Regions from separate parts of the Homo sapiens genome. Here regions 1 and 3 are each linked to region 2. Evidence: read pairs that join two places in POLR2A ChIA-PET (ENCODE). Cell type or tissue: B cell. All regions are shown on one strand. Region 1 has its middle 8.8 kb from the start of POLA2. Region 2 has its middle 3.9 kb from the start of ZNRD2-DT. Region 3 holds the start of LOC124902691 (a long non-coding RNA gene).

Evidence for each region. Peaks named below come from ENCODE experiments on the same cell type or tissue, not always from the same donor. Only the 100,000 strongest peaks of a DNase experiment are listed, where the experiment ranks them.
Region 1: POLR2A ChIA-PET joins it to region 2 with 6 read pairs; 3 of 35 experiments call an interaction of 5 or more read pairs at or near these places.
Region 3: POLR2A ChIA-PET joins it to region 2 with 5 read pairs; 10 of 35 experiments call an interaction of 5 or more read pairs at or near these places.

The regions. Positions count from the first base shown.
Region 1 is chr11:65,251,866-65,254,365 of GRCh38, reverse strand. No RefSeq gene overlaps it. Among named protein-coding and RNA genes, the nearest start is that of POLA2, 8.8 kb to the left of the region's middle. In B cell, a CTCF peak has its summit at 125; no DNase peak of the experiment used is centred here.
Region 2 is chr11:65,565,238-65,567,737 of GRCh38, reverse strand. No RefSeq gene overlaps it. Among named protein-coding and RNA genes, the nearest start is that of ZNRD2-DT, 3.9 kb to the left of the region's middle. In B cell, no CTCF peak of the experiment used is centred here; a DNase peak (open chromatin) is centred at 1,477; H3K27ac peaks cover 2,407 bases.
Region 3 is chr11:65,323,540-65,326,039 of GRCh38, reverse strand. LOC124902691 (a long non-coding RNA gene) reads right to left here and starts at 2,295. Exons shown (of 2, transcript XR_007062728.1): 1 at 1,952-2,295. In B cell, no CTCF peak of the experiment used is centred here; no DNase peak of the experiment used is centred here; H3K27me3 peaks cover 254 bases.

The DNA.
Region 1 (2,500 bases), 310 kb after region 2:
TTACAGGCGTGAGCCACCACGCCTAGTCATCTGTGTTTTAATTGTGGTAAAAACACATAACATAACATGTATGATCTTAACCGTTTGTAAGTGTACAGTTCAGTAGTGTGAGTACATGTTTTATTTATTTTTGATGCTCTCCAGAAGTCGGGAATTTGGGAATTTTGGGAGGCACCGCCCTACACTGTAGGTATATTGCCACCAGGTGGTGGCAGTGTAGCATGGTCCTCAGGGTCTGGTCTGAGTTTCTCCAGGACTGTCTTTTACACTATTTATTTATTTCATGTGTATAACTTTATGGGGTGTGAGTGTAATTTTGTTACATGCATAGATTGTGTAGTGGTGAAGTCAGGACTTTTAGGGTATCTGTCACCTAAATAACACACATTGTATCCATTCAGTAATCTCTGATCACCTACCCCCATTCACCCCCACTCACCCTTCTGAGTCTCAGTTCTCTACCATTCCACACTCTACGTCCATGTGTACATATTATTTAGCTCCCTCTTAGAATTGAGAATGTGCAGTATTTGTCTTTCTGTGTCTGATTTGTTTTACTTAATGTCCTCCAGTTCCATCCATGAATGTCCTCCAGTTCCATCCATGTATGTCCTCCAGTTCCATCCATGTGACTGCAAAATACATGATTTCATTCTTTTTTATGACCCAATAGTATTCCATGGTGTATATGTACCACATTTTCTTTATCCAATCATCTGTTGATGGACACTTAGGTTGATTCCATGTCTTTGCTCTTGTGAATAGTGCTGTGGTAAATGTACTGGTGCAGGTACCTTTTCGATGTAATGATTGCTTTGGGTAGACACTCAATAGTGAGATTGCTGGAGCACATGTTAGTTCTATTTTTAGTTCTTTGAGAAACCCTTGTATTGTCTTCCATAGAAGTTGTACTAATTTACAATCCCCCAATAGTGTATAAGAGTTCCCTTTTTGGCCTGGCATGATGGCTTACACCTGTAATCCCTGCACTTTGGGAATCTGAGGCTGGTGGATCACTTGAGGTCAGGAGTTCAAGACCAGCCTGGCCAACATGGTGAAACCCCATCTCTACTAAAAATACAAAAATTAGCCGGCATGGTGGCAGGCGCCTGTAATCCCAGCTACTCAGGAGGCTGAGGCAGGAGAATCACTTGAACCCAGGAGGCAGAGATTGCAGTGAGCCAAGGTCGCGCCACTGCACTCCAGCCTGGGCAACAGAGGGAGACTCTGTCTCAAAAAAAAAAAAAAAGAGTTTCCTTTTCTCCACATCCTTGCCAACATCAATATTGTTGTTATTCAAATTTTCTTCCTCCCAAAATCCCTCCGTGCTGTTATCTGAAACTGAGGCTTTCTGCATAGTGGGAGGCAAGATTTAAAAAAACAAAGCTTGGGCCAGGCACGGTGGCTCACGCCTGTAATCCTAGCACTTTGGGAGGCCGAGGCGGGCAGATCGCCTGAGGTCAGGAGTTCAAGACCAGCCTGGCCAACATGACGAAAACCCATGTCTACTAAAAATACAAAAATTAGCTGGGCATGGTGGCGGGTGCCTGTAATCACAGGTACTCAGGAGGCTGAGGCAGGAGAATCGCTTGAACCCAAGAGGTGGAGGTTACAGTGAGCCGAGATTGCACCACTGCACTCCAGCCTGGGTGACAGAGCAAGACTCTGTCTAAAAAAAAAAAAAAGAATACATTCTTTTTTTTTTTGAGGCGGAGTCTCACCCTGTCACCCAGCCACCGTGCCCAGCCTAAGGAATACATTCTATATGGTTTTGTTTATATGAAATTCAAACATAGGCAAAACAAAATATAAAAGTTATCCAGCTGTACTTAAATTTACATTTAATGGAAAAGGTTATATCTCTTTTTTTTTTTTTTTTTTTTGAGACAGAGTTTCACTCTTGTTGCCCAGGCTGGAGTGCAGTGGCGCAATCTCAGCTCACCACAACCTCTGCCTCCCAGGTTCAAGTGATTCTCCTGCCTTAGCCTCCCTAGTAGCTGGGATTACAGGCATGCGCCACCATGCCCGGCTAATTTTGTATTTTTAGTAGAGACGGGGTTTCTCCATGTTGGCCAGGCTGGTCTCGAACTCCCGACCTCAGGTGATCTGCCCACCTTGGCCTTCCAAAGTGCTGGGATTACAGGCATGAGCCACCGCGCCCGGCCGGTTATATCTTGATTAAAAGAAAGTTTAAAAGGTGATTTGAAGGTTCAGCACTCCGCTGTAGCTTTGCCCCTGCTCAGTGATGCTGGAGGAGGCCACGGTGCTCTGGTCATATATCCAGACAGGCCTCACTGCCCAGGCCCAAAGAGGAGGAGCTGCTGTGGTTTAAGATCTGCCACTGGGGCTCAGAGACCCTCAAGCATTGCTCAAGCTTTGGGTCCTTGCTCAGCAGAATGAAGACCCCCAGCAGGTCCCTATCCCTGACACGGCTCGGACAGGAGATCTATTGGTCCAGTTATCACCTGTCCGGCAGTGATGTTCTGGGGTATGGCTGTGA
Region 2 (2,500 bases):
CCACCTCCACCTTCCAGGTTCAAGCAATTCTTGTGCCTCACCCACTGGAGTGGGATTACAGGCATGCGCCACCACAGCTGGCTAATTTTTTTTTTTTTTTTGAGACGGCATCTTGCTCTGTTGCCCAGGCTGGAGTGCAATGGTGCGATCTCGGCTCACTGCAAGCTCTGCCTCCTGGATTCACGCCATTCTCCTGCCTCAGCCTCCCAAGTAGCTGGGACTACAGGCACCTGCCACCACGCCCGATTAATTTTTTTTGCATTTTTAGTAGAGACAGGATTTCACTGTGTTAGCCACGATGGTCTCGATCTCCTGACCTCGTGATCTGCCCGTCTCGGCCTCCCAAAGTGCTGGGATTATAGGCATGAGCCACCGCGCCCAGCCAATTTTTTAAATTTTTATTTCTAGTAGAGACGGTGTTTCACCATGTTGGCCAGACTAGTCTCAAGCTCCCGACTTCAGGTGATCTGCCCACCTCAGCCTCCCAAAGTGGTAGGATTACAGGCCTGAGCCACCGCGCCAGCTTCAAAGATGTTTATCTAGGGAACAGCTATGGAAGATGGAGATAGTGTCTCCCTCCAGAGCAAAGGACAGCCATGCTTACTGGCTTTGAGTTTCCTAAGCTTAGGGTCCTCTCCCACAATGTAATTCGCTCTGTGTGCCCACACTTGCCTGAGCCCATCAGCATCACCCCCATGGGACTTAGGGTCAAAAGGAACTAACGGAAATATGCTGGTGCTCATGCTGTTTGCTGCACAGCGATCAAGTCCTTTGTCTCTGACCCAGGACTCTCCTGTATTCTGCCAGCATTCTTGAACCTGACGGGCTACCTTGGTAGCTTGCAAGTGGGTAAGATCTCAGATGCTTCACAGTCCTTGACATAGAAGGTGCTCACAGGTGTTGGTGGTAAAACCTATTCGCAGCAGTCACAGTGGACAGGCCAGTGTCTGTGGAGCAATGGGCTTGGGCTCTTTCACACCCTTCCCTTGCCGACAATATATCACACCTTCAGCCAGGCATGGTGGCTCACAACTTTAATCCCAGCACTTTGGGAGGTCAAGACTGGCAGATCACTTGAGGTCAGGAGTTCGAGACCAGCCTGGCCAACATAGTGAAACCCCATCTCTACTAAAAATACAAAAACTAGCTGGGCATGGTGGTGCGAGCCTGTAGTTCCAGCTACTCATGAGGCTGAGACGGGAATTGCTTGAACTGGGAGGCGGAGGTTGCAGTGAGTGGAGATCCTGCCACTGCACTCCAGCCTGGGCAACAGAGCATGGAGTCAGGGAAGAGAAAGGAGGGAAAGGAGGAGGGGGAGGGGGAGGGAAGGGAATCACAGTTTCATGTGAGCCAGTCCAAATTGGTCCCTCCTTGTGGCACTGATGACATGGCTGTAGTTAGGCTCTTTTCTGGGTGATAGAGCACCCCACAGCAGCTCAGTCATGCACAGCTCAATTACAGCTCCCCCTGGGCTGGCTGATTTGGTGGGGATGGTTCACATGGCAACAAGTGGCCTATGCCATGTTGCCTGGCCTCTGAAAAACGTAACTTATCATTTGTATTTTCACACAGGCACTGAAAAGGGGTCAGCTATTCTTTTTTTTTTTTTTTTTTTTTTGGTTTTCACTGCAATGTGAATCACCTTGACATTTCTGTGAAACAGGAAGTGGCTGGATGATACAACAATAAAAATAATCACACTCAACTTGGTGTGTGTGTTTTCTTTGGGCCAGGCACTGTGTTAAGAGCTCTTTATGAAGTATTTCGCTTATTCCTTAGGACAACACTGGCAGCTAGGTCTTATCATCATTCCCAATTTGCAAATGAGGAGGCTGAGGCCTGGAGTAGTGAGAGATGTATCCACAGTCACCCAGTTGGGAGTGGCAGGGCTGGGGCTCCCGGCTGGCAGCCAGTGTACCTCTTGAGCCTGAGCTCTTACCAGTAGATTTCTCCCGTGCTCAAAAGGCGGGGAAGAGTGGCAGGGCAGAAGGGCCCCCTGATTTATCAAGCGTGAAGGTAGTTTCATCTCATTTCCAATCCCAACTCTCAGTGTCCATCGTTTTACTACCCACAGTAAGTGGCACATTAGAGGGGTTTAATAGCCACTTTCAGTAAAGTGTCTTTGGAGAGAAATGCTTTAGGGCAACCTTGTCCCCTCCAGGCCTTCATCACTTCCATCCCTCATCTTTAAAGCTGATGAGCAAGGCCGGGCGCAGTGGTTCATGCCTGTAATCCCACACTTTGGGAGGCCGAGGCGGGCAGATCACCTGAGGCCAGGAGTTCGAGATCAGCCTGACCAACATGGTGAAACCTCATCTCTACTAAAAATACAAAAATCAGTTGGGAGTGGTGGTGGTGGCTGCCTGTAATCCCAGCTACTCAGGAAGCCGTGACACAAGAATCGATTGAACCCAGGAAGTGGAGGCTGCAGTGAGCTGAGATTGTGCCACTGCACTCCAGCCTGGCAACAGAGTGAGACTCTGTCTCAAAAAAAAAATAA
Region 3 (2,500 bases), 240 kb after region 2:
AGGCGGAGGTTGCAGTGAGTGGAGATTGCACCATAGCGCTCCAGCCTGGGCAACAAGAGCGAAACTCTGTCTCAAAAAAAGAAAAAAAAGGGAAACAAAAACATAAAGTTTGGTGGGAATGTAAATTGGTATAGACACAATGGAAAACAATATGGCAGTTCCTCAAAAAATTAAAAATGTGATCCGGCCATTCCACTTCTGGGTATTTACCCAAACGAACTGAAAGCAAGGTCTTGAACAGATATTTGTGCACCCTTGTTTATAGCAGCACTATTCACCATAGCTAAACGGTACATCCAGCCTGAGTGTCCATGGACGAACAAATGGATACACAAAGTGTAGTATATACATGTATACAATGGAATATTATTCAGCCTTAAAAAGGAAGGCCATTGGGACATATGTTACAACATGGATGAACCTTGAGGACATGATGCTAACAATGAGGTACTTAGAGTAGTCAGATTTATAGAGACAGAAAGTAGCATGGTGGTTGCAGGGACTAGGGGGTGGGGAGAATGGGAGCTAATGTTTGATGGAGACACAGCTTCCGTTTGGAAACATGAAAACAATTCTGGAGATGGATGGTGGTGATTGTTGCAAAATAACGTAAATGTAGTTAATGCCACTGAAATGTATACTTAAAATGGTAAATTTTATATTATATATATTTTACCACAATAAAAAAAAAAATGCGGGCTGAGTGCAGTGGCTCATACCTGTAATTCCAGCATTTTGGGAGGCCGAGGAGGGAGGATCACTTGAGCCCAGGAGTTTGAGACCAGCTAGGGCAACATGGCAAAACCTCATCTCTACAAAAAATAAAAATAAAAGGCTGGGCACGATGGCTCACGCCTGTAATCCCAGCACTTTGGGAGGCCGAGGCAGGAGGATCAGGTCAGGAAATCGAGACCATCCTGGCTAACATGGTGAAAACCCATCTATACCAAAACTACAAAAATTAGCCGAGCACGGTGGCATGTGCCTGTAATCCCAGCTACTCGGGAGGCTGAGGGAGGAGAATCTCTTGAACCCAGGAGGTGGAGGTTGCAGTGAGCGTGCCACTGTACTCCACCCTGGGCGACAGAGCCAGACTCAGTATCAAAAAAAAAATAATAATAAAATAAGGCCGGGCACAGTGGCTCACGTCCATAATCCCAGCACTTTGGGAGGCCAAGGTGGGCAGATCACCTGAGGTGAGGAGTTCGAGACCAACAAGACAAAATCCTGTCTCTACTAAAAATACAAAAATTGGCCTACAAAAATTAGCTGGGCACCGGGTGCGGTGGCTCACACCTGTAATCCCAGCACTTTGGGAGGCCAAGGCAGGAGGATCACAACATGGCCAAGATGGTGAAACCCCGTCTCTACTAAAATACAAAAAATTAACTGGGCGTGGTGGTGCATGCCTGTAGTCTCAACTACTCGGGAGGCTGAGGCAGGGGAATCGCTTGAACCCGGGAGGCGGAGATTGCAGTGAGCTCAGATCGTGCCACTGCACTCCAGCCTGGCACCAGAGCAAGACTCCATCTCAAAACAAAAACAAAAATAATTAGCCGGGCATGGTGGCAGGCACCTGTAATCCCAGCTACTCGGGAGGCTGAGGCAGGAGAATCGCTTGAACCTGGGAGGCGGAGGTTGTAGTGAGCTGAGATCGTGCCACTGCACTCTAGCCTGGGCGACAGAGCAAGACTCCGTCTCGAAATAAATAAATAAATAAATAAAATGTCCAGAAATAATAAAAAAATGCATTCTCACACACACACACACACACACACACACACACACACACACACACACACTGTGTAATGTTTGTGAAAGGCTGGGGGAGTGGTGGGTGTCTGGGATTCCAAGGTCACACAGGTAGAAAAGAACTGGCTGAGGGTGGAAGAAGGGGCCACCGGGCCCCACCTTAGGCCACTCCCCTCCTCTCTGTCTCCACCATCCTCACCTGGGTCCAGTCCTCCTGCTCATGCCTGCCATGGCTACCTCCATCCCCGACCTGGCGTGGGTGATGTCGTTCCTCAGGTCTAGATCTGACCACCTATCTCTTCTGCTTTCACGTCCTTCAGCAGCACCCCATCGCCTCAGCGTCAGCCTGGCCAGCGAAACTCTTCCCTGCTGCCGCCAGCCTGTGTTCCAGCTTCACAGTCCCGCCCTTCCCGAGCCCCAGTTCTTTCCTTCATCACACACTGCAACCATTTGTAACACCTTTCCTGGACGGGCATGGTGGCTCATGCCTGTAATACCAGCACTTTGGGAGGCTGAGGCGGGCGGATCAACTGGGGTCAGAAGTTCGAGACCAGCCTGGCCAACATGGTGAAACCCCGTCTCTACTAAAAATACACAAAATTAGCTGGGAGCAGTGGCAGGCATCTGCAATCCCAGCTACTCGAGAGGCTGAGGCAGAAGAATTGCTTGAATCTGGGAAGCGGAGGTTGCAGTGAGCCGAGATTGTGCCACTGCACTCTAGCCCAGGTGACAGAGTGAGACTCTGTCA